Regions from separate parts of the Homo sapiens genome. Here region 2 is linked to region 1. Evidence: read pairs that join two places in POLR2A ChIA-PET (ENCODE). Cell type or tissue: HepG2. All regions are shown on one strand. Each heading gives the region's core, and the rest is flanking DNA. Links, peaks and the distances in the headings are about the cores only. Region 1 has its middle 20 kb from the start of ACR. Region 2 overlaps MOV10L1 (Mov10 like RNA helicase 1).

Evidence for each region. ChIA-PET counts read pairs that join two places held together with the same protein. Peaks named below come from ENCODE experiments on the same cell type or tissue, not always from the same donor. Only the 100,000 strongest peaks of a DNase experiment are listed, where the experiment ranks them.
Region 2: POLR2A ChIA-PET joins it to region 1 with 5 read pairs; 1 of 35 experiments calls an interaction of 5 or more read pairs at or near these places.

Annotation. Positions count from the first base shown.
Region 1 is chr22:50,749,975-50,766,322 of GRCh38, reverse strand. It overlaps the pseudogene SNRPA1P2 and the pseudogene RPL23AP82. Among named protein-coding and RNA genes, the nearest start is that of ACR, 20 kb to the right of the region's middle. In HepG2, for the core only: a CTCF peak has its summit at 9,115; a DNase peak (open chromatin) is centred at 9,102; H3K4me3 peaks cover 996 bases.
Region 2 is chr22:50,134,130-50,150,477 of GRCh38, reverse strand. MOV10L1 (Mov10 like RNA helicase 1) reads right to left here. Exons shown (of 27, transcript NM_018995.3): 15 at 15,848-15,948; 16 at 8,289-8,397; 17 at 7,257-7,435; 18 at 6,235-6,381; 19 at 4,668-4,789; 20 at 764-863. Among named protein-coding and RNA genes, the nearest start is that of PANX2, 28 kb to the left of the region's middle. RefSeq lists a silencer at 10,416-10,600. In HepG2, for the core only: a CTCF peak has its summit at 8,190; DNase peaks (open chromatin) are centred at 9,677, 10,337 and 11,262; H3K4me3 peaks cover 1,106 bases; H3K27me3 peaks cover 1,508 bases.

The sequences.
Region 1 (16,348 bases), core at 6,631-11,630:
CATTGCTCCTTCCTATTATTATCTGGCAACATCCTTTCTTCCTAATGACGATTACAGGTAATCACCTCTTTCCAGAATGCTAACTCTGCTTGCCAGTTACAAGCGCATGGACTGTCTAGGAAGCAGCCATAGCTTTGTGTTTAGTGAAACTCTTACTGTATCACTTGGTGGAAATGCCTTCCCCCACTCCCCACACTGCCACTCACAGAGTCCAAGACTTCAGCTCACAGAGCCTAAAGCTGTAGACACAAACACAGATTCCCCAAGTGTGTCACTGAGAGTGCTAGCGAGCGGGGCGCTCCTATGTCCACTCCTTGGTTACTAGACATGTTGGGGACATAAAACCATATAATGAATATTAAGTTGTATATCACATCATGAAGGACCCCATCCTTAAAGGGTATCATATCCGAGATCGACATCTCTGCTATCCACAAAGATAGGAAAGACTCAGAAGTGGAGTGACATCAGGAAAATGGCAGAGTAGACAGCTCCAAACTCCTGTCCCTCTACAGAAACATGGAGAAAAAGCAGCAGAAACTTTACCAGAACTCTGGAAAACAGTAAAAGACTTATATCAATCAGGAAAGCCCTGAAATGAGGAAAGGGCAACTTCAAAGTGACAGAAAAGTGGTGTGGCATTTTCACTTGCCCTTGCCCCACCCCTTCATCAGCTTGATGGTGATCTTGAAGATAGTAGTCCATTTTCCCAATTTAGGACCCAGGTCCCAGGTTCCAGAGGGAGCAAGGCAGACCTTATTCACAAATGACTTTGTTTGTCTATTCTAACCGGTCAGAAACGATCTGAGAGACTAAAATGAGGCATTTGTCTGTTTTGCCCAAGTCTGAATCCACTCAAGGTAGAAAAGTGGCAGGCATTGCTTAAAAACATTCTGAGATGACCAAAAAACCCACAGCTCCCTGGGACAAAAAGTTGTGGTTCAGACATACAATATATTACATAAAGCCTGGGAGGAAAATCTGGGAGAGTTTCTTTGGGAAATCAGGACATTCAAAAAATACTTGTGTTTATTGGGGATTTCAAATGTCATGCACATACCCAGGGCAGGTCACGCATTCAGGAAAGATCTGAGAAGACCCTAAGCTTTTTCCTTTGGAAGATCTCTAGGTCCAGGGTTATCAAGAAGTGAAGGCTAAGACAGAGTTGTTAATATCCTGGTTAGGTGTTGAAGGAATGCCCCAGCACAAAGCCAATCTGCAAAGATTGAAAGAGATGCTTAAAAAAAATTTTTTTTTCAACCACGGATGAATACATAAAGAAAATGTGGCATATACGTACAATGGAACATCATTCAGCCTTTTTAAAAAAGGAAATCCTGGCCTGGCGCAGTGGCTCACGCCTGTAATCCCAGCACTTTGGGAGGCCGAGGCCGGCGGATCACAAGGTCAGGAGATCGAGACCATCCTGGCTACGGTGAAACCCCATCTCTACTAAAAATACAAAAAAAAAAAAAAAATTAGCCAGGCATGGTGGCGGGCACCTGTAGTCCCAGCTACTTGGGAGGCTGAGGCAGGAGAATGGCGTGAACCCAGAAGGCAGAGCTTGCAGTGAGCCGAGATCACGCCACTGCACTCCAGCCTGGGCGACAGAGCGAGACTCAGTCTCAAAAAAAATTAAAATAAAATAAAATAAAAAGGAAATCCTTCCATTTGCAGCAAATATACTAAGTTAAAGAAGCCGGACACAGTAGGACAGATACTACATGATCTCACGTACATAAGGAATCTAAAATATTCAAACTGAGAAGCAGAGAGTAGAATGGTGGTTGCCAAGGGCTAGGGCATTGCTCATTGGGTGCAAAGCTTCAGCTATGCCAGAGGGATGAGTCCTAGAGACCTCCTGTACAGCATAGTGACTATAGTTAACAACACTGTATTACATACTTAAAGATTTACTGGAAATAGATCTTATGTTAAGTGTCCTTATCACAAAACATAAGAATTAGAAATGAAGAGAGAGGGAGCAAACTTTTTGAAGTGATGAATATGTTTATGGCATTCATTGTGGTGACGTTTTTATGGGTATATACTTACTTCAAACTCATCAAGTGGTATACCTTAAATATGTATATCGATAAAATGGTTTTTAAAAATACATGAAGCAAATGCACATTTCTCCAAAGAAAATATACAAATGGCCGATAAGTACATGAAAAGATGCTCAACATCATTAGTCATGAGAGAAATGCAAATCAAAACCAGAATGAGATGCCACTTACTGGTAATGAAAAAGATAATAGCAAGTGTTAATGAGGCTGTGGAGAAATCGGAACCCTTATACACTGCTGAGGAGGAAGTAAAATAGTGCAGGCACTTTGGAAAACAGTTTGGCAGTCCTGGAATGGTGAAACATCGAGTTAACCATATGATCCTGCAAATCTACTCCTAGGTATACACTCAAGAGAAATGAGAACATGTGCTCACAGAAAAGCTTGTATATGAGTGGTTATAGCAGCACTATCCATAATAACCAAAAAGCTGGAAATAATCCAAATATCCATAAAATGTGGTATATCCACACGATGAAATATTACTCAAAAATACAAAGAAATGAAGTGCTAATATGTGCTACAACATGGATGAAACTGAAAAAAAAGTATGTTGAATGAAAGACGCCACGTATAAAGCACCGCAGGTTGTGCGATTTCATTAATATGAAATGTCCAGAACAGGCAAATCTACAGAGACAGAAAGATTACTGAACAGAAAGATTACAGACAAAAATAACAGATTAGTGGTTGTTTAGGGTGGGGGGGTTGCCGGTGAAGTTGGGAAGGAATTTGGTGGGGGCCAGGAAGCTAAGGGTACAGATTTTCAAGTAACGAGAATACTTTAAAATTAATTGTGGGTGGGTGCAGTGGCTCACGCCTGTAATCTCAGCACTTCGGGAGGCCAAGGAGGGCAGATCACTTGAGGCCAGGAATTCAAGACCAGCATGGCCGACATGGCAAAACCCCGTCTTTACTAAAAACATTAAAATTAGCTGGGTGTGGCGACACATGACTGTAGTCCCAGTTACTAGGGAGGCTGAGATGAAAGGATCGCTTAAGCCCAAGAGTTCAAGGCTGCAGTGACCTATGATTGCACCACTACACTCCAGCTGGGATGACAGAATGAGACCCTGCCTCTAAATAAAATAAATACATAAATAAATAAGAGAAGTCCAGCAGCATATTAAAAGGATAATACACATGACTAAAGTGGAGTTTATCCCAGGAGTGCAGTGTCAGTTAAACATTTAAAAATTATTTAATGGGGCCAGGCGCGGTGGCTCACGCCTGTAATCCCAGCACTTTGGGAGGCCGAGGCGGGCGGATCACGAGGTCAGGAGATCGAGACCATCCTGGCTAACACAGTGAAACCCTATCTCTACTAAAAAATACAAAAAAAATTAGCCGGGCATGGTGGCGGCCACCTGTAGTCCCAGCTACTCGGGAGGCTGAGACAGGAGAATGGCATGAACCCGGGAGGCGGAGCTTGCAGTGAGCTGAGATCGCACCACTGCACTCCAGCTCGGGCGACAGAATGAGACTCCGTCTCAAAAAAAAAAAAAAAAAATTTAATGGGCCTGGGCACGGTGGCTCACGCCTGTAATCCCAGCACTTTGGGAAGTCAAGGTGGGCGGATCCCGAGGTCAGGAGTTCGAGACCAGCCTGGCCAACATGGTGAAACCCCGTCTCTACTAAAAATACAAAAAATTAGCCAGGCGTGGTCGTGGGCGCCTATAGTCCCAGCTACTCGGGAGGCTGAAGCAGGAGAATCGCTTGAACCCACGAGGGGGAGGTTGCAGTGAGCTGAGATCACACGCCACTGCACTCTAGCCTGAGCCACAGTGCAAGATTCTGTCTCAAAAAAAAAAAAGTATTGGAAGCAAGAAAAGGATAAACTAAATCTTGCGGTACTGGATAAGAGGTGAAAGTATTATTGTGAACTCTCATTTAGCTTTATATATATATAAAATGGATAGATACAAAAACAATAATAGATACATGTGTGTACATGGGTTAGTATACAACATATATTACCTAACTGTCTCATCCAGCTTTGAGGGCTTAGAAGTAATACATCTCAGTATTGACAAGCACACCCAGTGTCCAGATCTTAGTTTCTAAAAAAACACTTTCCAGTGAAAAAACCAGATTACTTTAGAGAAATGGTGGATTCCAGGGTTGAAGCAGGGGAAATGCAAAATGAGCCTGTAGCACCTTATTATATCAGAAAGGAAGGATGTGCTCAACAAATGAAATGAAGCCGGGAATGAAGCCACAGGTGCACTGGCTCACACCTGTAATCCCAGCACTTTGGAAGGCTGAGGTAGGAGGATTGCTTGAGGCCGGGAGTTCAAGACCACACCAGCCTGGGCTGTAACATAGAAAGAACCTATCTCCATAAAATAAAAATAAATTAGTAATAATTTTTTAATTTAAAAAATGATGAAGGCATGTCAAAGGGACTCAAGAGCCAATATGAAAGGGCTCCCAATGGGCAAAGCTGGAAAAATGTGAGCAACAAATTATATAATGTCATATTGGTTTATAGTCCACTGTATAAAATAAATATACATTAGGGCTCTACACTAATATAATGAATAGATGAATAATAAGAGACAAATCTTTCATACAGAAAAATTAAAAATACTATGTGTAACTCCTGCCATCTGCAGGGGGTGGAGCCAACACCCCCAACCACCATCACTACAGAGAATGGGCTGGACTGAGTGGCTCACTTCTAAAGAAGCACTTATAGAAAGCGAACAGTGATGAAACCCAGAAAACACTGCCCTGACCAACGGATCAAGGTTAATGTCATCACTGTTGTCATATGTATGTTGTAGACTCCTGATAGGATGTGATGAGGATAATTTGTCTCTATGAGACTCTTTCCCAAAATTCATAATCCCAATATAATCATGAGAAAAATATTACACAAATTCAAATGGAGGGATATTCTACAAAATACCTAACTATCCCTCAAATTTGTCAAGGTCATATAAGAGCAAAGAAAGACTGAGAAATAGTCTCAAACTAGAGGAGTAAATCTGTAACAATCTGTGACTACTATAAATCTAAAGTTGTTCTAAAATAGTTTATTTAATACACCAGATTAACAAAGTAAAAACAGAAAAATTACATGATCATCTCAATAAATGTAGGAAAAGCTGGCAAAATTCAACACTCATTACTGTGTAAAAAATAAAAATATAAACCTCTTAGCAAAAATATAAACCTCTATATTTTTCTTAGAGAATAAAATATCCTCAGCCTAATAAATGGTATTTGTGAAAAACCCACAGTTAACATCACACTTAATGGCAACAGACTGAAGCTTTTCATGCTTAAGCTCAGGAACAAGAATGTCCACTCTCACCACTTCCATTCAGCATTGTACTGTGAAATAAGGCAAGAAAAACAAGGGCTTTCAGATAGAAAAACATAAATAAGGTTGGGCATGGAGGCTCACACCTGTAACCCCAGCACTTTGGGAGGCCGAGTTGGGTGGTTCACCCGAGGTCAGGAGTTCGAGACCAGCCTGGCCAACATGGTGAAACCCCATCTCTACTAAAAATACAAAAATTAGCCAGGCGTGCTGGCACATGCCTGTAGTCCCAACTACTCGTGAGACTGAGGTAGGAGAATCACTTGAACCTGGGAGGCAGAAGTTGCAGTGAGCCAAGATTGTGCCACTGCACGCCAGCCTGGAAGACAGAGCGAGACTCCATCTCAAAAATAAAGAAAGAAAGAAATAACACTGTCTTTATTCACAGAAGACTTGATTGTCTATGTTGAAATCCAGTGGCAGCTACAAACAGAGCACCAGAATTAACAAATGAACTTGGCATGGTTTCAAGATACATGGGAACCACACAAAAATCAATTGTATTTCTGTATACTGGCAGTCAACAATTGAATATCAGAATATGAAATATTTAGAAATAATTCTGACAAAATATGTGAAAAACCTGCACACTCAAAATTACAAAACATTGCTGAGAGAAATTGAAGCAGCCCTAAATAAATGAATAGATACCCTGAGCTCATGACTCAGAGGACGCAGTACCGTAAATAAATGAATAGATACCCTGAGCTCACGACTCAGAGGACGCAGTACCGTAAATAAATGAATAGATACCCTGAGCTCATGACTCAGAGGACACAGTACCCTAAATAAATGAATAGATACACTGAGTTCATGATTCAGAGGACACAGTACCCTAAACAAATGAATAGATACCCTGAGCTCATGACTCAGAGGATGTAGTACCCTAAATAAATGAATAGATACACTGAGTTCATGATTCAGAGGACACAGTACCCTAAATAAATGAATAGATACCCTGAGCTCATGACTCAGAGGACGCAGTACCCTAAATAAATGAATAGATACCCTGAGCTCATGACTCAGAGGACGCAGTACCCTAAATAAATGAATAGATACCCTGAGCTCATGACTCAGAGGACGCAGTACCCTAAATAAATGAATAGATACCCTGAGCTCATGACTCAGAGGACGCAGTATTGTTAGGGTGTCATGTCTTCCCAAATTGATCTGCAAATTCAACACAATCACAATGAAAACATCAGCAGATTCTTTTAAGTTAATTCTTTCAATTGGCAAGCAAAAATTGTATATATTTCTGATATACGACATGATGTTTTGATATATGTATACATTGTGGAATGGCTAAATCAAGCTATTTAACATTATCTCACATAATTATCATTTCATTTTCTTTATAGTAAAAACACTTAAAATCCACTCTCTTGGCAATTTTTATGTGTACAATACATTGTTATTAACTATAGTCACCATGATGTGTAATACATGTCTTGAACTTACTGCTCCTGAATAACTGAAATTTTGTGTCCTTTGACCAAAGTCTCCCAATCTTCCCACCCCCCAGCCTCTGGAAACCACCATTTTACTCTGTTTCTATGACTTAGACTTTACTACATTCCACATATAAGTGACATCATGCATCATGTATCTTTCCGTATCTGGCTTATTTCACCTAATGTCCTCCAGTTCATCCACATTTTCACAAATAATAAAATCTCCTTTTGATGGCTATGTAGTATTCCACTGTGTATATATATCACAGTTTCTTGATCCATTCATCTTGTTGATGGATGCTTAGGTTGATACCATATCTTGGCTATTGTTAACAGTGCTGCAATGAACAAAGGAATGCAAATATTTCTTTAACATACTGATTTCCTGTTGAAATCTATATTCCTTTACATGTATACCCAGTAATGGGATTGCTGAATCTCAGCAGAATTTTTTTTTTTTTTTGAGACGGAATCTCGCTCTGTTGTCCAGGCTGGAGTGCAGTGGCACAATCTTGGCTCACTGCAAGCTCTGCCTCCTGGGTTCACGCCATTCTCCTGCCTCAGCCTCCTGAGTAGCTGTGATTACAGGCATGCACCACCATGTCCGGCTAATTTTTGTATTTTTAGTAGAGATGGGGTTTCACCTTGTTAGCCAGGATGGTCTCGATCTCCTGACCTCATGATCCGCCCACCTCGGCCTCCCAAAGTGCTGGGATTACAGGCGTGAGCCACCGCGCCCGGCCAGAATTTTTATTGTAGAAATCAACAGACTCATGCTAAAATTCATATGGAAATACAAAGGACCTAAACCCGTCAAAACAGCTTTAAGAAAACACAGATGTTGGAAGATGTATACTACCTGATTTCCAGACTTATTATAAACCCATTTGCAGTAAGATGGTGTGGTACTGGTGTCAAGATAAACAAATACATGAAAGGAACAAAATAGCTCAAAAGCAGAGCCAGACATATATGAACGACTGATTTTCTTCAGAGGTACAAAGGCATTTCAATGGAAAAAGGAGAATCTTTTCAACATATAGTGCTGGAGCAATTGGACATCATATACCAAAGAATTTTCAGCCGGGCACGATGGCTCATGCCTATAATCCTCAGCACTCTGGGAGGCTGAGATGGGCAGATCACCTGAGGTCAGGATTTCAAGACCAGCCTGGCCAACATGGTGAAACCCCATCTCTACTAAAAATACAAAAAAATTAGCCAGGCGTGGTAGTGAGTGCCTGTAATCACAGCTACTCAGGAGGTTGAGGCAGGAGAATCACTTGAACCTGGGAGGCAGAGGTTGCAGTGAGCTGAGATCATGCCACTGCACTCCAGCCTGGGCAACAAGAGTGAAACTATGTCTCAGGAAAAAAAAAAAAAAAATTTCAATCCAAGTTCATACCAAATACAAAAATTAACTCAAAATGGATCATAAACCTAAGTGAAAAACCTAAAATTCTAACATTTCTAGAATAAAACATAAAAGAACATTTTTGTGACCTTGGGTTAAGCAAAAATCTCTTAGACCATACACCAAAAGCATGATCCATGATTTCAAGATACATGATAACCACACAAAAATCAATTGTATTTCTGTATACTAGGAATCAACAATTGAGTATCAGAATATGAAATACTTATAAATAATTCTGATAAATAAATAAATAAATAATTCTGACAACATATGTGAAAAACCTGCACACTCAAAACTATAAAACATTGCTGAGACAACTGAGGAAGTCCTAAATAAATGAATAGATATACCAAATAATATGTAACAATAAAGAATACAGTGATTAGTTGTACTCCCTCAAAGTTTAAAACTGCTGAGCTCCAAAAGACACCGTTTAGAGAATTAAAAAGCAAGCTCTGACTTGGAGAAGACATTTACAATGCATACAGCTGACAAAGAACTTACATTCAGCACGTAAAAAGAACTCTCAAAACTCTATAAAAAGATGACAACAGAAGTTTTTAAATAGGCAAAAGATTTGAACAGACACTTCCCCAAAGAAGATATATGGATGACAATGAGCACATGAAATATGCTTCACATCACCAGTCATTAAGCAAATGCAAATTAAAACCACAATGAAATATTATCACACACCTATCAGAATGACTAAAATTAAAAAGACTGACCAGGGTGGTGGAGCCAAGATGGCCCAATAGGAACAGCTCCGGTCTACAGCTCCCAGCGTGAGCGACGCAGAAGACGGGTGATTTCTGCATTTCCATCTGAGGGTTCATCTCACTAGGGAGTGCCAGACAGGGGGCGCAGGACAGTGGGTGCAGCGCACCGTGCACGAGCTGAAGCAGGGCGAGGCATTGCCTCACTCGGGAAGCGCAAGGGGTCAGGGAGTTCCCTTTCCGAGTCAAAGAAAGGGGCGACAGACGGCACCTGGAAAATCGGGTCACTCCCACCCTAATACTGCGCTTTTCCAACGGGCTTAAAAAACGGCACACCGGGAGATTATATCCTGCATGTGGCTCGGAGGGTCCTACGCCCACGGAGTCTCGCTGATTGCTAGCACAGCAGTCTGAGATCAAACTGCAAGGCGGCAGCGAGGCTGGGGGAGGGGCGCCCGCCATTGCCCAGGCTTGATTAGGTAAACAAAGCAGCCGGGAAGCTCGAACTGGGTGGAGCCCACCACAGCTCAAGGAGGCCTGCCTGCCTCTGTAGGCTCCACCTCTGGGGGCAGGGCACAGACAGACAAAAAGACAGCAGTAACCTCTGCAGACTTAAATGTCCCTGTCTGACAGCTTCGAAGAGAGCAGTGGTTCTCCCAGCACGCAGCTGGAGATCTGAGAACCGGCAGACTGCCTCCTCAAGTGTGTCACTGACCCCTGACCCCTGAGCAGCCTAACTGGGAGGCACCCCCCAGTAGGGGCAGACTGACACTTCACACGGCCGGGTACTCCTCTGAGACAAAACTTCCAGAGGAACGATCAGACAGCAGCATTCGCGGTTCATGAAAAACCACTGTTCTGCAAACACCGCTGTGGATACCCAGGCAAACAGAGTCTGGAGTGGACCTCTAGCAAACTCCAACAGACCTGCAGCTGAGGGTCCTGTGTGTTAGAAGGAAACTAACAAACAGAAAGGACATCCACACCGAAAACCCATCTGTACATCACCATCATCAAAGACCAAAAGTAGATAAAACCACAAAGATGGGGAAAAAACAGAGCAGAAAAACTGGAAACTCTAAAAAGCAGAGCGCCTCTCCTCCTCCAAAGGAACGCAGCTCCTCACCAGCAATGGAACAAAGCTGGACAGAGAATGACTTTGACGAGCTGAGAGAAGAAGGCTTCAGATGATCAAACTACTCCAAGCTACAGGAGGAAATTCAAACCAATAGCAAAGAAGTTTAAAACTGTGAAAAAAAATTAGACAAATGGATAACTAGAATAACCAACGCAGAGAAGTCCTTAAAGGAGCTGATGGAGCTGAAAGCCAAGGCTCGAGAACTACGTGAAGAATGCAGAAGCCTCAGGAGCCGATGCGATCAACTGGAAGAAAGGGTATCAGTGATGGAAAATGAAATGAATGAAATGAAGCGAGAAGGGAAGTTTAGAGAAAAAAGAATAAAAAGAAACGAACAAAGCCTTCAAGAAATATGGGACTATGTGAAAAGACCAAATCTACATCTGATTGGTGTACCTGAAAGTGACGGGGAGAATGGAACCAAGTTGGAAAACACTCTGCAGGATATTATCCAGGAGAACTTCCCCAATCTAGCAAGGCAGGCCAACATTCAGATTCAGGAAATACAGAGAACGCCACAAAGATACTCCTCGAGAAGAGCAACTCCAAGACACATAATTGTCAGAATCACCAAAGTGGAAATGAAGGAAAAAATGTTAAGGGCAGCCAGAGAGAAAGGTCGGGTTCCCCACAAAGGGAAGCCCATCAGACTAACAGCGGATCTCTCGTCAGAAACTCTACAAGCCAGAAGAGAGTGGGGGCCAATATTCAACATTCTTAAAAGAATTTTCAGCTTTCCACAGCGCGGGGGAACGGGAGGCCGCAGGATGGTCAAGCTGACGGCGGAGCTGATCGAGCAGGCGGCGCAGTACACCAGCGCGGTGCGCGACCGGGAGCTGGACCTCCGGGGGTATAAAATTCCCGTCATTGAAAATCTAGGTGCTACGTTAGACCAGTTTGATGCTATTGATTTTTCTGACAATGAGATCAGGAAACTGGATGGTTTTCCTTTGTTGAGAAGACTGAAAACGTTGTTAGTGAACAAAACAGAATATGCCGTATAGGTGAGGGACTTGATCAGGCTCTGCCCTGTCTGACAGAACTCATTCTCACCAATAATAGGCTCGTGGAACTGGGTGATCTGGACCCTCTGGCATCTCTCAAATCGCTGACTTACCTAAGTATCCTAAGAAATCCAGTAACCAATAAGAAGCATTACAGATTGTATGTGATTTATAAAGTTCCGCAAATCAGAGTACTGGATTTCCAGAAAGTGAAACTAAAGAGCGTCAGGAAGCAGAGAAAATGTTCAAGGGCAAACGGGGTGCACAGCTTGCAAAGGATATTGCCAGGAGAAGCAAAACTTTTAATCCAGGTGCTGGTTTGCCAACTGACAAAAAGAAAGGTGGGCCATCTCCAGGGGATGTAGAAGCAATCAAGAATGCTATAGCAAATGCTTCAACTCTGGCTGAAGTGGAGAGGCTGAAGGGGTTGCTGCAGTCTGGTCAGATCCCTGGCAGAGAACGCAGATTGGGGCCCACTGATGATGGTGAAGAAGAGATGGAAGAAGACACAGTCACAAACGGGTCCTGAGCAGTGAGGCAGATGTATAATAATAGGCCGTCTTGGAACAAGTCTTGCTTTTCAAACATAGTATAATAGCCTTGTTTGTGTTAGCAAAGTGGAATCTATCAGCATGGTTGAAATGCTTAAGACTGCTGCTGATAATTTTGTAATATAAGTTTTGAAATCTAAATGTCAATTTTCTACAAATTATAAAAATAAACTCCACTCACTGTGCTACCAAAAAAAGAAAAAGAAAAGAATTTTCAACCCAGAATTTCATATCCAGCCAAACTAAGCTTCATAAGTGAAGGAGAAATAAAATACTTTACAGACAAGCCAATGCTGAGAGATTTTGTCACCACCAGGCCTGTGCTAAAAGAGATCCTGAAGGAAGCACTAAACATGGAAAGGAAAAACCAGTACCAGCCACTGCAAAAACATGCCAAAATGTAAAGACCATCAAGGCTAGGAAGAAACTGCAGCAACTAACAAGCAAAATAACCAGCTAACATCATAATGACAGGACCAAATACACACATAACAATATTAACTTTAAGTGTAAATGGGCTAAATGCTCCAATTAAAAGACACAGACTGGCAAATTGGATAAAGAGTCAAGGCCCATCAGTGTGCTGTATTCAGGAAACCCATCTCATGTGCAGAGACACACATAGGCTCAAAATAAAGGGATGGAGGAAGATCTACCAAGCAAATGGAAAATAAAAAAAGGCAGGGGTTGCAATCCTAGTCCCTGATAAAACAGACTTTAAACCAACAAAGATCAAAAGAGGCAAAGAAGGCCCATTACATAATGGTAAAGGGATCAATTTAACAAGAAGAGCTAACTATCCTAAATATATATGCACCCAATACAGGAGCACCCAGATTCATAAAGCAAGTCCTTAGTGACTACAAAGAGACTTAGACTCCCACACAATAATCATGGGAGACTTTAACACCCCACTGTCAACATTAGACAGATCAATAAGAGAGAAAATTAACAAGGATACCCAGGAATTGAACTCAGCTCTGCACCAAGCAGACCTAATAGACATCTACAGAACTCTCCACCTCAAATCAATAGAATATACATTTTTTTCAGCACCACACCACACCTATTCCAAAATTGACCACATAGTTGGAAGTAAAGCACTCCTCAGCAAATGTAAAAGAACAGAAATTATAACAAACTGTCTCTCAGACCACAGTGCAATCAAACTAGAACTCAGGACTAAGAAACCCACTCAAAATCGCTCAACTACATGGAAACTGAACAACCTGCTCCTGAATGACTACTGGGTACATAACGAAATGAAGGCAGAAATAAAGATGTTCTTTGAAACCAACGAGAACAAAGACACAACATACCAGAATCTCTGGGACACATTCAAAGCAGTGTGGAGGGAAATTTATAGCACTAAATGCCCACAAGAGAAAGCAGGAAAGATCCAAAATTGACACCCTAACATCACAATTAAAAGAACTAGAAAAGCAAGAGCAAACACATTCAAAAGCTAGCAGAAGGCAAGAAATAACTAAAATCAGAGCAGAACTGAAGGAAATAGAGACACAAAAAACCCTTCAAAAAATTAATGAATCCAGGAGCTGGTTTTTTGAAAAGATCAACAAAATTGATAGACCGCTAGCAAGACTAATAAAGAAGAAAAGAGAGAAGAATCAGACCCAATAAAAAATGATAAAGGGGATATCACCACCGATCCCACAGAAATTCAAACTACCATCAGAGAATACTACAAACACCTCTATGCAAATAAACTAGAAAATCTAGAAGAAATGGATAAATTCCTCTACACATACACCCTCCCAAGACTAAACCAGGAAGAAGTTGAATCTCTGAATAGACCAATAACAGGCTCTGAAATTGTGGCAATAATCAATAGCTTACCAACCAAAAAAAGTCCAGGACCAGATGGATTCACAGCCGAATTCTGCCAGAGGTACAAGGAGGAGCTGGTACCCTTCCTTCTGAAACTATTCCAATCAATAGAAAAAGAGAGAATCCTCCCTAACTCATTTTATGAGGCCAGCATCATCCTGATACCAAAGCCTGGCAGAGACACAACCAAAAAAGAGAATTTTAGACCAATATCCTTGATGAACATTGATGCAAAAATCCTCAATAAAATACTAGCAAACCAAATCCAGCAGCACATCAAAAAGCTTATCCACCATGATCAAGTGGGCTTCATCCCTGGGATGCAAGGCTGGTTCAACATACGCAAACTGATAAATGTAATCCAGTATATAAACAGAACCAAAGACAAAAACCACATGATTATCTCAATAGATGCAGAAAAGGCCTTTGACAAAATTCAACAATGCTTTATGCTAAAAACTCTCAATAAATTAGGTATTGATGGGACGTATCTCAAAATAATAAGAGCTATTTATGACAAACCCACAGCCAATATCATACTGAATGGGCAAACACTGGAAGCATTCCCTTTGAAAACGGGCACAAGACAGGGATGCCCTCTCTCACCACTCCTATTCAACATAGTGTTGGAAGTTCTGGCCAGGGCAATTAGCAGGAGAAGGAAATAAAGGGTATTCAATTAGGAAAAGAGGAAGTCAAATTGTCCCTGTTTGCAGATGACATGATTGTATATCTAGAAAACCCCATTGTCTTAGCCCAAAATCTCCTTAAGCTGATAAGCAACTTCAGCAGTCTCAGGATACAAAATCAATGTACAAAAATCACAAGCATTCTTATACACCAATAACAGACAAACAGAGAGCCAAATCATAAGTGAACTCCCATTCACAATTGCTTCAAAGAGAATAAAATACCTAGGAATCCAACTTACAAGGGATGTGAAGGACCTCTTCAAGGAGAACTACAAACCACTGCTCAATGAAATAAAAGAGGATACAAACAAATGGAAGAACATTCCATGCTTATGGGTAGGAAGAATCAATATCATGAAAATGGCCGTACTGCCCAAGGTAATTTATAGATTCAATGCCATCCCCATCAAGCTACCAATGACTTTCTTCACAAGATTGGAAAAAACTACTTTAAAGTTCATATGGAACCAAAAAAGAGTCCACATCGCCAAGTCAATCCTAAGCCAAAAGAACAAAGCTGGAGACATCACGCTACCTGACTTCAAACTATACTACAAGGCTACAGTAACCAAAACAGCATGGTACTGGTACCAAAACAGAAATATAGATCAATGGAACAGAACAGAGCCCTCAGAAATAATGCCACATATCTACAACCATCTGATCTTTGACAAACCTGACAAAAACAAGAAAGGGGGAAAGGATTCCCTATTTAATAAATGGTGCTGGGAAAACTGGCTAGCCATATATAGAAAGCTGAAACTGGATCACTTCCTTACACCTTATACAAAAATTAATTCAAGATGGATTAAAAACTTAAATATTAGACCTAAAACCATAAAAACCCTAGAAGAAAACCTAGGCAACACCATTCAGTACATAGGCATGGGCAAGGACTTCATGTCTAAAACACCAAAAGCAATGGCAACAAAAGCCAAAATTGACAAATGGGATCTAATTAAACAAAAGAGCTTCTGCACAGCAAAACAAACTACCATCAGAGTGAACAGGCAACCTACAAAATGGGAGAAAATTTTCGCAACCTACTCATCTGACAAAGGGCTAATATCCAGAATCTACAATGAACTCAAACAAATTTACAAGAAAAAACAACCCCATCAAAAAGTGGGTGAAGGATATCAACAGACACTTCTCAAAATAAGACATTTATGCAGCCAAAAAACACATGAAAAAATGCTCATCATCACTGGCCATCAGAGAAATGCAAATAAAAACCACAGTGAGATACCATCTCACACCAGTTAGAATGGCGATCATTAAAAAGTCAGGAAACAACAGGTGCTGGAGAGGTTGTGGAGAAATAGGAACACTTTTACACTGTTGGTGGGACTGTAAACTAGTTCAACCATTGTGGAAGTCAGTGTGGCGATTCCTCAGGGATCTAGAACTAGAAATACCATTTGACCAGACACCCCATTACTGGGTATATACACAAAGGATTATAAATCATGCTGCTATAAAGACACATGCACACATATGTTTATTGTGGCACTATTCACAATAGCAAAGACTTGGAACCAACCCAAATGTCCAACAACGATAGACTGGAGTAAGAAAATGTGGCACATATACACCATGGAATACTATGCAGCCATAAAAAATGAAGAGTTCATGTCCTTTGTAGGGACATGGATGAAACTGGAAACCATCATTCTCAGCGAACTATCGCAAGGACAAAAAACCAAACACCACATGTTCTCACTCATAGGTGGGAACTGAACAATGAGAACACATGGACACAGGAAGGGGAACATCACACTCCGGAGACTGTTGTGGGATAGGGGGAGGGGGGAGGGATAGCATTAGGAGATATACCTAATGCTAAATGACGAGTTAATGGGTGCAGCACACCAGCATGGCACATGTATACATATGTAACAAACCTGCACATTGTGCACATGTACCCTAAAACTTAAAGTATAATAATAATAAAAGAAAATAAAAAAGGCTGACCATACCAAATCTTGTCAAGGATGTGGAAGAGTCGGGACTCTCATATACTGCTGATGGGACTGTGAAATGTTGCAATCACTTTGAGAAAACACTCAATGTTTTTCAAAAAGTGCTTTTTAACATATACCTACCAGCCATTCCTCACACACATGGTTAG
Region 2 (16,348 bases), core at 6,902-11,901, 620 kb after region 1:
CGAATCTCTCAAAGTGGTAAGAGCCCCAAGGATGCCGTCTATCTTCTGGAAGCTTCTGCATGGCTGGCCCTGGCCGCCATCCCACCTGCCCCTTGCCTCTTGCCCATGGTTGCCTTGACCTGGTCAGGCCGCCCTATGCCGCTGCTCTGCCTGGACCAGTCCCTGCTCCCTCCCTAGGCGTCACCTTCATGCTCCGCCCCACAGTGCCTGGTGACTGGGACAGACATCTAGGATGGGTGCCAAGGAGGACCCTGAAATGTCCAGTGCTGGACACTGGATGAGCTCGCCTGGATGAGCCACAGTGAGAGAACCAGGGAAGTTCAAGGTGATGCCCACGCCACCATCAGAAGCACTCGGGGAGGAAGCAGGTGGGAGCAGAGAACAGAGGATGCACAGAGCTGGAGGCCAGGGCAGCCTGAGGGGCAAGTGGGTCAGATGCAGGAGCACTGGCCCTGTCCGCCCCTCCAGGCACTGAACGGCCGGCTCACCCAGAGCAGGGACCACATTCCTGACTTTACCGCTGTATCCCCAACACCTAGAATGGCTCTTACCTCCGTTTTACAAGTAAATGAGTCAAGACATTCACTTCTAGTCCAAAAGGAATAAAGTACAATAGAGACCCATGGCCCCCAACACCTCGGGGTCCTTGGCACTTCCACCTGACCCCTGTACAGCTGTGACTGTTCCCGGCAGGATCGCAGCCTGCATCCCCTCAGGAGAACGGGGTGAGGAGGAAGCAGCACACACAGTAGTCGGGACTTACCTGGCCACTGATGTCCGACATCAGCCCCAGAGGAATGAGGCATTCCGGCTCACTTGCCTGCCCAGCCTCGTCCACAAACACGTGAGTGAAGTGCCCAACTCTAGAGCAAAGATGTTCTAAATGGTAATTTCTGCCGAATTGTTTTAGCAATTGATGCCTCTGACACACTGGCAAAGCCACGCTCAGCACCCCGGGGGCACAGCAGGGTTGCCCAGGGGTGTGCAGGAGCTGGGGGTCTGGGTGTCACCCGGCTGGAGGGAGGACAGGCCACAGGTGTCAGGAGATGCTAAGCCACATCAGCACCCAGTGCTTTGCACGCAGCGTCTGTATTTCTAGAGATGTGGAGGGAAGAAGGGGTGGGAGCGATGGGCAACACACGAGCGCCTCCTGGGGGCAGCTCACAGGAGAAGCGCCGCAGGCTCCTGGCCTGCTCTCCACCTGCGTCTCACTCCTGTCATTATCAAAATGCCCAGGCTCTAGTCCTGACTTCCCCTCTCTGAGCCTCCACCTCCCACGTGTCTCTCGGGAGGTGGCTGAGGTGAGAGCAGCTGAACTGGCCGCTGTAAAGCGCTGAGAACAGGCCTGGCCATGCAGGCGGCCACAGATGGCAGCCTCTCCTGCCATCCGCTCATTTCCTCCTGACTCATCCTTGTGAGCCACTCTCAGCTGGGCACTGCCTGGCCTGCATGCCAATAGGCTGAGGCCCTGGGAGCCACTTCCCAATCTGCGGCACCATTAAGAAAATGGGGTTGGTCGGGCGCAGTGGCTCACGCCTGTAATGCCAGCACTTTGGGAGGCCGAGATGGGTGGATCACGAGGTCAGGAGATCAAGACCATCCTGGCTAACACGGTGAAACCCCGTCTCTACTCAAAATACAAAAAAATTAGCCGGGTGTGGTGGCGGGCGCCTGTAGTCCCAGCTACTCGGGAAGCTGAGGCAGGAGAATGGCGTGAACCTGGGAGGCGGAGCTTGCAGTGAGCTGAGATCGCGCCACTGCACTCCAGCTTGGGTGACAGAGCAAGACTCCATCTCATAAAAAAAAAAAAAAAAGAAAAAAAGAAAATGCGGTCTCTAGAATGGCTCCCCACAATTCTGGCCCCTGCTGCAAACTCAGTGAGGTTCCCAGCTACAGAGCAGCCCTCCTGGCGGGTACCTGTCCGGCTCTTCCTTCTCCGTGTGACAAGGGAGGTAAGGGAGGTGCAGGAGCAGAGAGTCCACAGCGTTGCTGATGGACGGGGTGGGGATTTTGCGGGAAGGAGTCGTCAGGAGAAGCTGCGGAACTCTTGCATGGGAAGGCTGTGGGACTGAGCGGAGAGCAGGAGCTCGCTCGGCACATGATCTGTTTCTAGAGTGCAGAGGGGCCACCCCACCTGGGGCCATGAGCTGAGGAACAGGTGCCCCGGCTTCCCTGGCTCGCCCACCCCAGCAGCTTCTGCTCTGTGGTCAGGAGGCCTCAGTGGGGAAATGCTCTTGGGGCAGAAACATGTCCTGATGCCTGAGGAAGCAGGTATGGGGCAGAGAGAGTGTCCGGAGCCACGCCAACACTCAACAGGACGCACCTTGGGCCCGCACCGTCCTCACTGCCGAGCCCACGTTTACCCTTCTCACTGCTGATTCCAGGATCTCCCCTCTCCAACCCTAGATGCTGGGCAAATCCATCACCTCTGAGCCTCAGGTGTCCCACTGTGGGGTGAGACCCTGTGGTCAGACCTGTGCGGGGGCGGGCTCCTGCTTACAGCAGTGCTGGGCCCAACATGTCCTGCATCCACTCACGGTCAGCTGACACCTTTCACTTCAGGTATCAATGTGTAACTCTCAAGACACGGATTTCACAAGTGACACCGTGAACCCCTCCCAGTGAAAGATGTGGAAATCAGCAAACTGCCATTTCCCCATCTCATGTCCCTATTTCTGTTGAAAAAAATTAACATTATGTATCTTTCCTAGAATGTAAGTATTTAGGTTTCAATTCTGTATTAATTGCAGTTATTTAATGTCACTTTTGCCAGATGACATTGCTACTTCTTTGCCCTTTGAAGTGCCCCTCCCCACTCCAGCCGCCCCCAGTGGCCAACTAACGCTGTGGGGCCTCTGCAGCTGGGCTGCAGCACCCTCCCTGCTTCTGCACAGAGCGCCTCTGAGAGAGCGGCCTGCAGCACCCTCCCTGCTTCTGCACAGAGCGCCTCTGAGAGAGCGGCCTGCAGCACCCTCCCTGCTTCTGCACAGAGCGCCTCTGAGAGAGCGGCCTGCAGCACCCTCCCTGCTTCTGCACAGAGCGCCTCTGAGAGAGCGGCCTGCAGCACCCTCCCTGCTTCTGCACAGAGCGCCTCTGAGAGAGCGGCCTGCAGCACCCTCCCTGCTTCTGCACAGAGCGCCTCTGAGAGAGCGGCCTGCAGCACCCTCCCTGCTTCTGCACAGAGCGCCTCTGAGAGAGCGGCCTGCAGCACCCTCCCTGCTTCTGCACAGAGCGCCTCTGAGAGAGCGGCCTGCAGCACCCTCCCTGCTTCTGCACAGAGTGCCTCTGAGAGAGCGGCCTGCCCTGGCCGGCCACCTCCTCCCACTACCTGAACATCAGCTCCAGGGTGCAGGGTCCATGCAGTGCCCGCTCTGCCCCCAAAGAGCCCTCTGCACCCCAGTGAGGACTGGCTCTTCGGCTCTTGACCTTTGACTCATCAACACACATTAACAAAAAAAATCCCTGTCTTGTTCAGATCCGTGCTGTCCAATCCGGTAGCCACACACGGCTCTCGGGCACCGCACAGTGGCTAGTCTGAAACCTGACATGCTCTAAGTGTAAAATACATGGTGGATTTTGAAGACTTGAACCAAAAAAAATGTAAAGTGTCTCATCAATCACGTTCTACTAATCTCATGATGAAAGGACATCATGTATGTGAGAGAGTTAAACGCGCCGATGAAACCATCCGTGACACGCTGTGATAGGCGTGGCTGGCTGTGCCTTTGCTCCATGTGGAGCTGACGGACCACCTCCTGTGGTCACCCTCACGACCACCGTGACGCTGGACACTGTCCAGGGTGACCTGTCTCCAGGCTGTCAGGGAGGGTCACGACCACTGTGACGCTGGACACTGTTCAGAGCGACCTGTCTCCAGGCCGTCAGGGAGGGTGGGGCTTCCCTCAGAGGCCCTGGCTTCTCCCTCTCTCACCCTCAGCCTGTGCCCCCGACACTGTCTGGCTCTATGCACTGAGAGGGAGCTGCCTGCTGCCTCCCCGACCCCACCCCCCTGCACTGGGGTCTGAGAGTGCCTTGGTCCTCACTCAGCCTCCCTGGGCTCGAAGCTCTTCCTCCCAGCCCCCAGGGGAGGTCCTCCTATGACAGCCGGCACCCCACAATCCATCTCCTCCGCCTGTCTCCCCTGAAGAGCCCCCAGCGCCAGGGACACAAATGGCCCCCAGGGTCTGACCTTACAGAGCCCAGCCGTTTCCTAGGCAGCCTGCCTCCCCACGCCCACTCCAAGAGACTCACTCTCCTGCTCAGAAGCCCTTCACTGGCTTCCCGGCTCACCAGAGGTCGTCCAAAGGCCCCTCCACAGCCCGCCAGGCCTCCCCCTCACCACCCCTTTCAGGCCGTTCCTGCTCACGAGGCTCTGGCTCTACAGTCTCCTTTGGGGAGACCTCAGTGCTCCCCCACCGCGGGGCCTCTGCATGGGCCAGTCCATCTGCCTGCCCATCCCACTGCTGGCTCCTTCGAGTCCTTGGGGTCTCGGCTTCCCCAGCTCCATTCAGGCACGGCCCTCCCCAACCAGCCTTTCTCGCCCACAGCCCTGCCTCCCTCCCTGAGCACTGAGTCTCTGGGTCATCCGCCCCTCAGACAGAAGCTAGGAGAGGACTCCGACCTCTGCCCTGGGAGGCCCCATGCCGCGCTCCATGCCCGGGGCTCACCTCACTCCTATTTGGTAAAACAGCCCTGAGCTGCTGCATGTGGTGATGATTATCCGGAAGCGTGAGGCTTTCCAGATGTCTTCTCCGTCTCTGCAATACGGTTTGACGGCGTCAATAACTATCTGGGGGCAAGGAGGCGTAGAGTTAGTTTACTCCTCCAATTATTAAGCAGAATTCCAAAAGGGAACCTTGCCCTGGTACCACTTCTTAGTTACGTCTAAGTCATGATTTAAGGTTTTTTTCTCAAAATATCTCATACTTCCTTATCAATTCAGTCCATGTTTTATCAACTCTAGAGCCACAAATATAACACATAATCCTGCAGACCCTTCCCCAAAACAACTTTGTACATTTTCTATTCAGTTTGTTTGTTTGTTTATTTAGAGAGGGAGTCTTGCTCTTGCTCTGTCGCCCAGGCTGGAGTGCAATGGTGCAATCTCGGCTCACTGCAACCTCTGCCTCCCAGGTTCAAGTGATTCTCCTGCTTCGGCCTCCGGAGTAGCTGGGATTACAGGCGCATGCCACCACGCCCAGCTATTTTCAATGTCTTTTTTAAACGCAATATTTCAGGCTGGGCACAGTGGCTAAAGCCTGTAATCTCAACACTTTGGGAGGCAGAGGCGGGTGGATCACTTGAGATCAGGAGTTCGTGACCAGCCTGACCAACATGGTGAAACCCTGTCTCTACTAAAAATACAAAATTAGCTGGATGTGGTGGCACACACCTGTAATCCTAGGTACTTAGGAGGCTGAGGCAGGAGAATTGCTTGAACCCGGGAGGCGGAGGTTGCAGTTAGCCAAGATCACACCACTGCACTCCAGCCTGGGCAACAAGAGCAAAAACTCTGTCTCAAACAAACAAAAAAATAAAAGCAATACTTCGCTCTATAACCAAACCAGCAACTTAAAGGAATACTTAAAACCAAACCAGGCCGGGCACGGTGGCTCACGCCTGTAATCCCAGCACTTTGGGAGGCCGAGGCGGGCAGATCATGAGGTCAGGAGATCGAGACCATCCTGGCTAACACGGTGAAACTCCGTCTCTACTAAAAATACAAAAAATTAGCCGGGCGCAGTGGCGGGTGCCTGTAGTCCCAGCTACTTGGGAGGCTGAGGCCAGAGAATGGTGTGAACCTGGGAGGCGGAGCTTGCAGTGAGCCGAGATCATGCCACTGCACTTCAGCCTGGGCGACACAGCGAGACTCCGTCTCAAAAAAAAAAAACAAAACAAAACAAAAAACACCAAACCAACAAAACAAAACTACTTAAAAAGTAACAAGACGTTTGGGGATTAAATAAAAGAGGAATGTGATAATTTTACAATGCTACGAATGCCCACAATAGGTGTGATAACTCACACAGAGTGAGAATGTGATGAAATAGTCAGCAATCAAGCTCCACCATTTAGCGGTGAGGGAGGGCCCATGGCAGAGCCATTTCTCAAACACAGCTTTCTGTGGCGCCTCTGTGCCCACCCTCCTACCCCTGCCCTCCCCTGTCCACTTGGCATTTCCTATGTTCCAGGGAGGGGTTCTGGTGCCCCCCACTGCTTGCACCAAGGGCTCACCTCCTCGAACCTGCAGGTGGCGTTCACCCGGACCATGGTGGCCGGCTGTAGCACCTTGCTCTCGTGCAGCCGCAGACACACGAGGTCAGCAGCACTGTTGGAGGGCGCACAGACTAAAATCCGACTGTCCGGCAAGGCAAAGTGTACCTTCATCAAAGACACACAAGAGACCAAGGCTCAACATCCACACCGCAAGGTGGAAACCAGGAGTCTAACCTCAACACACACATTCGGGTGCAGGGACTCAGCTGCATGGGCTCAGATGCCAGCCCCCAACACACTGAGACCTGGGCCACGACTCTGCCTCATCACACTGCTGCCAAAGCATGGGTTAGGTGGGAAGGTTCTCCGCACTCTCTAAGATTCTAAACCACCTTTCAGGGCAGAAACAGAGTCAGATTCATCTGCACACATCTGGCGTGTGGTACAATTGTGCGCTCAATACCTGTTTGCTAATTTGAATCCTGAATGACGCTAAATGTAGATGGTCTTCGGCTTATGATGGTTTGACTTAACGCTTTTTTGACTTTATGATGGTGTGAAGACCATCCCCAGTCAGTCTGCTCCTCACCTGACAAGGGATCATGCCTTGATGAACCTGAAACAGGCTTCCCAAATCCCATTACGATGGGTTATTGGGTTGTAACCCCATCAAAAGTTAAGAAGCATCTGTAGACAATAGTTTCATAAACTTAACTTCAATTACAAATGAAGATATCTAAAACTTCTGTGGAATGGTGGCTGTAGCTACTATAAGAGTAACTTCTTTTCTGCAGCAAAATGTCATGATTCAGATAAAATAGTTTACCAGGCTAAAAATGAGTTTCCTTCTAAACCTATGAAATAAGCTTTTAAATCCCTACATATCCACAAAAACAGACTTAACATTATGAAATAACTGGTATTTCTCAAGCTCTTTCCAACTGTCTGATTCTACAATCTAAACTCACACTTCCTGAAGACACAGACGACACATGAACAGCAGCACAGAGCCACAGCACCCGCGGCGCCGCTGTCCTTACCTGTAAAACAGCCTCTATTATTGTCACTGTCTTTCCAGTACCAGGAGGTCCAAAGAGAATATACGGGAGGGGACGGCAGTCACCACTCAGAATCCTTTTAACTGCTAACTTCTGATTTTCATTTAGCACTGGGTTGAAAAACTCCATCTTTCTTGCTTTAGGGGTCTGAATTTCATCTACTGTATTCAAAGTGAAGAAAGTTTCAGTTAGATGCAAACAGCTCTCAACAGCTGTGGACACGTCCTCACCTAGGTCAGGCGTCAGCACGTCTGTGCAAAGGCTAAATCAGAGTCACAGACAGGGAGTAGCTCTTCAGTGTGACCAGGGGTAAGATGCGCACAGGGCATTCCTCTTAATAATCTGTTTGCATTTTTTTTTTCTTTTTTGAGACAGGGTCTCGCTCTGTCACCCAGCTTGGAGTACAGTGGCACAATCTCAGCTCACTGTAACCTCCATCTCCTGAGCTCAAGCGATCCTCCCACGTCAGCCTCCCGGGTAGCTGGGACCACAGGCGCCCACCACCACACCTGGCTAATTTTTGTATTTTTTTTTTTTTATAGAGACAAGGTTTCGCCATGTTGTCCAGGTTGGTCTCGAACTCCTGAGCTCATATGATCTGCCCACCTTAGCTTCCCAAAAGTGTTAGGATGACAGGTGTGAGCCCTGCACTCAACCTGTCTGTGCTTTGTTAAAGAGGGTCAGGAGAACGAATGCAGCTGCTGAGAGGAAAATGACAGGCTGTCAACCGATTCTGCGGCTTTAGAGATCACACTCAAATATTAGAGACTGGATTAAAAAATGTCCACATCTGCAGAGTACCTGGAAAAAAACAACCCAGAATCTAAAAGTCTTCTTAAAGTATCTAAGCTAAAACACCAAGTCTCCAGTCAGGGTGGAGACGGCAGCCGCCTGTCACAGGCCACACGCCCCCTACTGTTCTTCCTTCTGCATGAGAGCCCACTCCTCAAAGTCCCCGTTTTCCAGGCGACAGTCTCAGAGTTGCTCTTCTCCTTGCCCCTCATGAGCACATACCCCAATCGCTCATCTCTGCAGTAAAGGGTGCCAGCACCGGCAGGTCCTTGTCACCAACACGCCTCTCCTCTGTTCCATGCTCAGCTTGGTCCGTCATTGTTTTCCTATTCTAGAAATTATCAGGCAGAAAAATGTTTTAAAAAAACAGCTGTGTTTACACTGGCTTGGTTGAAAGAGCAAACGTAAACATCTAGTGTTCTACTTAGTATATTTATTTAACAGCTCTTTGGATGGATCACAGGTCAGACCCTTTGAAAAATAAAGAAAAAACAAACGATCAGATAAAAAACTGCTAAAAAAGTTTGTGCTTTTTTCTTTAAACTTGCTTTTAGAAATAAACTAAAATTTGTGATGAAACCAAAGCACAGGACTAAATTTTATTTTATTAATATCATCTTCCCTTGGTACATCCTACCTGCTTTCCAGGCTGGACAGTGGGGGAACCTGCAGGGGACAGTCAAGGGTACAGCCCAGGGCTCTGGGTCTCACGGGCCTGGAGAGTGTGCAAAGTGCCAGTGCTGCCTGTTGACGTCAGGCAAGATCCTGCACCAGGCCGGGCACGGGGCTCACGCTTATCATCCCACCACTGTGGGAGGCCAAGACAGGTGGATCACTTGAGCCCAGGAGTTTAAGACTAGCCTGGGCAACATGGTGAAACCCTGTTTCTAGCAAAAATACAAAAAAAAAAAAAAAATTAGCCGGGCATGGTGGTGCTCACCTGTGGTCCCAGCTACTTGGCAGGCTGAGGTGGGAGGATCACTTGAGCCCAGGAGGCGGGGCTGCAGTGAGTGGAGATTGGGCGACCAACTCCAACCTGGGTGACAGAGACCCCCCAAACTCATAAAAAAAAAAAAGGCTGCACGCAGTGGCTCACGCCTATAATCCCAGCACTTTGGGAGGCTGAGGCGGGCAGATCACAAGGTCAAGAGATCGAGACCATCCTGGCCAACATGGTGAAACCCTGTCTTTACTAAAAATACAAAAATTAGCTGGCCGTGGTGCCACCAGCTACTCGGGAGGCTGAGGCAGGAGAATAGCTTGAACCCGGGAGGTGGAGGCTGCAGTGAGCCAAGATCGTGCCACTGCACTCCAGCCTGGCGACAGAGCGAGACTCTGTCTCAAAACAAAAAAAAAAAAGGATCCTACACAAGAATTGGTTTTCTGTGTGTTCCAATGTAAGTAGTATTTGTCCTGAACCAGTGGGATTTTCAATTTTTTTCATTATGATCTGTAATTCTTTGTTAAATAACTTCATTATTTTCATAGGATAGATTCTGGAATCTATAAAATCAAAAGTTCTGGGGCCAGGGGTAGTGGTTCACACCTATAATCTGAGCACTTCAGGAGGCTGAGGTGGAAGGACTGCTAGAGTCCAGGAGGTCAAGGTTGCAGTGAGCCATGATTGCGACACTACACTGCAGTTAGGAGGACAGAGGAAGACTCTGTCTCAAAAAAAAAAAGTTTCACGTTAAAAAATTTACACACATTGCTAAGTTTTAGTCTAAAACAGGCTTGTCCAACCAGCGGCCCATGGACTATATACAGCCTAGGATGGCTCTGAATGCAACCCAACACAAACTCGTAAACTTTTTAAAACACTATAAGATTTTTTTGTGATACATATTTTTTTCAGCTCATCAGCTATCATTAGTGTTAGTGAATTTTATGTGTGGCCCAAGACAATTCTTCTTGCAACGTGGCCTAGGGAAGCCAAAAGATTGGACACCCATGGTCTAGAAGGTTATGCCTATAACCTCCTCCCACAACCATTGTGTTTTGCAGAGTGTGACTGACATACAATAAGGTGCACATATTTAAAGTGTGTGACTTGACAAGTCTGACGTGCACATACCCATAAAACCATCAGCACAATCAAGATGACAAATAGACCTGTCAGTCCCCAGAGCCGCCTTGTGCCGCAGCCCCTCCAGTGGCACTGGCTGGCTCACATGCTCTCGAACTTCATACTTCATATAAATGCACACAGTGTGATTCATTGGAGAGCCACCTGTGTTGTTGCATGTCAACAGTTTGCTCCTTGTATTGCTGAGTCATGTTCCATTGTACGAACACAATGCAACTTGCTTATCCATTCACCTGCTCACGGACACTGGGTTGTTTCGTTTTTGGTGATTAAAAACCCAGCTGCTGTGAACTTTGTGTATGGGTCCTCACGTGGCCTTATGTCTTCATCTCTCTAGAGAGAAATGGCTGGGTTGTATGGCAGGTGCGCGTCCAGCTTCTTAAAAACACCTTTTGCACAGTGGTGTGCCACTCCCCATTCCCACAGCAGGGTACGTGCCAGCGGCCCCACGGGCTCACCAACGCGCAGATGGCCCAACTCAATTTCTGGCCATTCTAGCAGGTGTTCAGTGGTACCTCATTGTGGTTTAACTTGTGTTTCCCTAACAACTAATGATGTTGAACATCTTTCATGTGTTTATTACCATCTGTATGTATTCTCTGGTAAAGTGTTCAAGTGTTTGATCCATTATAAAAAATTGAGTTCTTAGGCAGTTTGTAGAGTACTTTCATATGTTTTCCGAATACAAGTTCTTGATCAGATGTGATTTGCAAATATTTTCTCTAGTCTGTCACTTTTCATTGTCTTACCAGTGTCTTTTTTTTTTCTTTGTTTTTTTTTGAGACAGAGTTTTTCTATGTTGCCCAGGCTAGCCTGGAACTCCTGGGCTCAAGAGATCCTCCAGCCTCAGTCTCCTGGGTCACTGGGACTAAAAGTGTATGCCATTGTACCTTACTGTCTAACAATGTCTTTTCAGCAGCAAAATATTTAATTTCACTGAAGTCCAATTTATCCATTTCTCTGTAAGTCATGCTCTTAGTGTCACATAAAAAAAAATCCTTGCCCAAACAGAGGACGTGCAGATGTTCTTCTATGCTGTTTCCTAGATGCATAGTTTTAGGCTTGACATTGCGGCTATAAACCGCAGAGTAAGTTAGTTTTTGTCTGCGCTGTGAGCTATGGACCCAGGTCCATGTTTTGCGCGTGCCCTGCATTTACAGACCACGTGAGGTAAAACAGGTAACTTGATAATATGGAATCTTCCGGCCCAAGAGATACTAATATCTCCCTCCATTGATTTACGTCTTTTGTTGCCCATCTTTTGTCAGATGTATCCCTAATGTTTAAAACATTTAGGTGCTACTTAAAAAAAAAAAAAAATTCAGGCCTGGCATGGTGGCTCACGCCTGTAATCCCAGCACTATGGGAGGCTGAGGTGGGCGGATCATGAGGTCAGGAGTTTGAGACCAGCCTGATCAACATGGTGAAACCTTGTCTCTACTAAAAATACAAAAATTAGCAGGGTGTGGTGGCACGCACCTATAATCCCAGCTACTCAGGAGGCCGAGGCAGGAGAACTGCTTGAATCTGGGAGGCGGAGGTTGCAGTGAGCCGAGATCCGCCACTGCACCTCGGCCTGGGCAACAGAGCGAGACTGTCTCAAAACAAACAAACAAAACACCAAAAAACAATTTCTGAGTGTTTACTGGAAATATATATACAACTTATTTTTCTACACTGATCTTGTATCTTGCAAAATCACTTATTAGTTCTAACAGCTTCATTTTAGATTCCATCAGATTTTTTTTCTTTTCTATTTTTTTTTTTTGAGACAGGGTTTCACTTCATCACTCAGGCTGGAGTGTAGTGGTACAATCACAGCTCACTGCAGCCTCAACCTCCCAGGCTCAAGGGATCCTCTTGCCTCAGCCTCCTGAGTAGCTGGGACTACAGGTGTGTGCCACCATGCCCAGCTAATTTTTAAACTTTTTAAAAATAGAGACAGGGTCTTGCATGTTGCCCAGGCTGTTCTCAGTGATTTTCCCATCTCAGCCTCCCAAAGTGCTGGAATTACCGGCACGAGTCACCACACCCGGCCTCCATCAGACTTTCTACAGGATGCGGATGCCTGTTCTTTCTGCTTCATTGCCTGTCTACAATGCACAATGCTGGGCAGAAATGCTGAGGAAACATGCCCTGATCCTGATCTTACAAGCAAAGAACATTCAGTTATCACTAAGTAGGTTTTTGTAGGTAAAAGAAATTTCCTTTTATTTCTAGTTTGCTGAATTTTGATCAGGAATGGATGCTGGATTTTGTCAGATGCTTTTTCCAAGTCTACTGCCATGATTATATGGTTTTTCCTTTTCAGTTTGTTAATATGGTATATTACACATTTATTTTTGGAATGTTAAGCCATTCCTGGGATGAACCCTCTTGGTCTCATATACATGTGTCATATACATAGATACATATATGTATACATATAAAAATATGTGTATATAAAATATGTGTGTATATATAAAAATATGTATATTTATATATGTATATATAAAATATGTATATTTATATATGTATATATATAAAATATGTATATTTATATATGTATATATATAAAATATGTATATTTATATATGTATATATATAAAATATATATATGTGTATATACATATGTATTTTTTGAGACAGAGTCTTGCTCTGTCGCCCAGGCTGGAGCGCAGTGGCATGATCTTGGCTCACTGCAATCTCCACCTCCTGGTTTCAAGCGATTCTCCTGCCTCAGCCTCCTGAGTAGCTAGGTCTACAGGCACATGCCACCACACCCAGCTAATTTTTTTTCTGGGATGGAGTCTTGCTGTATTCTATTGCCCACGCTGGAGTGCAGTGGCGCGATCTCGGCTCACTGCAGCCTCCGCCTCTGTTCCATGTTAGATAGTTTCTATTGCTCCGTCTTCAAGTTCACTAATTTTTCCTTCTGCATTGTCTAGTCTGCTGATAATTCTGTCCAATATATTTTTCATTCTAGGCATTGAATTTTTCATTCCTAGAAGATAAAATTGTCTTTTATATATCTTTCGTGTCTCCACTTAACCTGCTCATGTCTTCTACTTTCTTGAACACATGGAACATATTTATAACTGTTTTAATGTCCTTGTCTGCTAATTCCACCATGTTATTTCGGGGGGGTTGGTTCCAATTGACTAAATTTTCTCCTTTTGGGTTACGTTTTTCACTTTTTCATTTTGTAACCAGATGTCAGTGTCCATTTTATACCTTGCTGGGTGCTGGATAATTTTATATTCCTATAAATATTCTTAAACTTTGTTCTGGGATGTAATCCAATTATTTGGGAACAGCTTGCTTCTTTTGAGGCTATCATACTTTGTCAGTCTGGGCCGGAGCAGCCTTCAGTCAAAGGCTGGACTTTCTACGCTCCTGAGACAACACCCTCCCATGGATTCTACATGTGAATTACGAGGTTTTTCTTCTCTGGCTGTGGGCACAGCTATTTCTGGCACTGTGTCAACTTTTAAGGATTGTTCTTGCTCCTCCTTCCAGCTGGTTCTTTTCCAGGCCTGGGTATTTTACTCACATCATGCACTGATCAATGCTCAGCTGAAAACTCAAGAAGGAATCTCTGTAGGTGCCCAGCTGCTCTCTGTCCCCTGCCCTCTCCCCAGCACTCTACTCTGTCAGCTTTATCCCCCTTGTCCTCCCCACCCTTCCAAATGCTGTCTCTGTACTCAGGTCACTGCACTCCGCCTGGGCTCCCTCTTGGTGCTCTCTGGCCTAGACACTCTCGGAAGGCTGTGAGTTGGGAAAACCATGAGGTCACCTCATTTGTTTCCTCTCTCAGGAATCCCTGTCCTATGATAGCTGATGTTAATGTCTGAAATTGTTGTTCCATATAGTTTGTCTGATTTTTTATTGTTTCAGGAAGGAAGATAAATCTGGTCCCTGAAATTCTATCTTGGTTGACATATGAAATATTCTTGAGTTTATTTTCAATCTAGTTAATCCATAAGAAGATAAAGTTTCAGGTTTTAAAACCTACAGTCAATTAGGAATGTGCCCACCTAAATAGTAACACCTCCCTGATCTCACATGCCATCTGCACCACAGACTCTCCCCGAGAATCAGGCAGTAGAATGAACCAGTAATGAGGTGATGACGGAGAAGAAAAGCACTGTCCAAGGAAGACTCTTTTCTATTTGCAGAACAAAAAAGAGATCAACTATGAAATATGCCACAGATGACTTTCAAGGATAACCTCTTGCTGCTTCATTTGTCGTATTTTCCATGATTGTATAGGCATTCTAAACCTATCATTTTTGCATTTTGGGGGAGGAACTATAAAATGGTGAGCATTTTTGAGTATTAGATATAATTTAAAAATTCATGTTATACATTGAAAACATGCTCATAAAACCAAATTTGAATAGCACAAAATAAGTTGTAAGCTCCACCATGACACAGATGATTTTCTTGTTACTAGAAACATGAAGATAAATAAAACCACTTCTATTGTATTCACAAAAATATACTGAGAGCCCAGGACAATACCTGGCATGTAATAGGCACTATATTACTATTTATGGAGTGACTGGATTATAGAAGCTTTTTTTTTTTTTTTTTGAGATGGAGTCTCGCTCTATTGCCCAGGCTGGAGTGCAGTGGCGTGATCTCGGCTCACTGCAACCTCTGCCTCCTGGGTTCAAGTGATTCTCCTGCCTCAGCCTCCTGAGTAGCTGGGATTACAGGTGTACACCATCATGCCCGGCTAATTTTTGGATTTTTAGTAGAGATGGGGTTTCACCATCTTGGCCAGGCTGGTCTTGAACTCCTGATCTCATGATCTGCCCGCCTCGGCCTCCCAAAGTGCTGGGATTACAGGCGTGAGCCACTGCGACCGGCCTAGAAGTTTTTATAAAATATCTTTGCAACATTCACAAAGTTTGCAAATGTTAACAATTTGCGGGGTGTGTATCCTTCCAGACATTTTCCATGCATACACAATCACATAAATGTACCTAAGTGTACACATAAACCATATAATTTAAAAATAAAACTCTAAGGCCGGGTGTGGTGGCTCACGCCTGTAATTCCAGCACTTTGGGAGGCCGAGGAGGGTGGATCACAAGATCAGGAGATCGAGACCAGCCTGACCAATATGGTGAAACCCTGTTTCTACTAAAAATACAAAAATTAGCTGGGTGTGATGGCACATGCCTGTAGTCCTAGCTACTCTGGAGACTGAGACAGGAGAATCACTTGAATCTGGGAGGCAGAGGTTGCAGTGAGCCAAGATTGCACCACTGCACTCCAGCCTGGGTGACAGAGCGAGACTCTGTCTCAAAAAAAAAAGAAAGAAAAGAAAAAAGAAAAAGAAAAAACCCAACTCTAAGGTCATATAAACATCTGTACTTTGCTTCCCCTATTTAATATATTGTAGCCATCTTAGCCCTGCATCTTAGCCCTTGCATATAAACTTTACACTAAATCTATTTTTGAATATTTTAGTTCACTTTATTTTAACTGCAATTTTGAGTTATTTGTGAACCACACTGCTCTAATACTCCAGTCAACTAAGCGCTAATACTCCGAGAAGGAAACGCCCACCCCCTGTGTAGACAGTTACATCGCTGAGCCATCCCCTGTGTAGAGACAGTCACGCCGCTGAGCCACCCCCTATGTAAAGACAGCCACGTCGCTGAGCCATCCCCTGTGTAGAGAAAGCCACATTGCTGAGCACTACCTTTTTGCTGGTGGACTGTCCACTGCTTTTGGTGTCTTGTGCATGGTTCCAATTTCCCGTCACTTGTGGAGACTGTAAAATAATTTCTTCTGGAAACAACACTTTTAAAACAAAAAATGGTAAGAGCACGGGTATAACTAAAAAGCTAAAAAAATATTAATAGAGGTTGTTTATGGCTGACCCTAAAGCAATTAATATTCTATTCCCTTCCTTTCTTAACCTGCCTGTTATACTGTTTCTAAATTATAGCATTATTAGTACTGCATATTCTTCACAACAAAGCCCTTTATTTGCCCATCTGTAAAAATTCATAAATTACATTTATGAAGGGAAAAGCGAGCAAGATAAATTTATTTTCGGTTATTTAAGCATGCTATTATTAGTTATTCACTAAGTTGAAATAGTAAGAAAACACTAAAACTTGATAGAAAATTAAAAACATGAATATAACAAAAGTTTTACTTCTAATATTATGACTGAAGAGACTATTTTACACAAAAT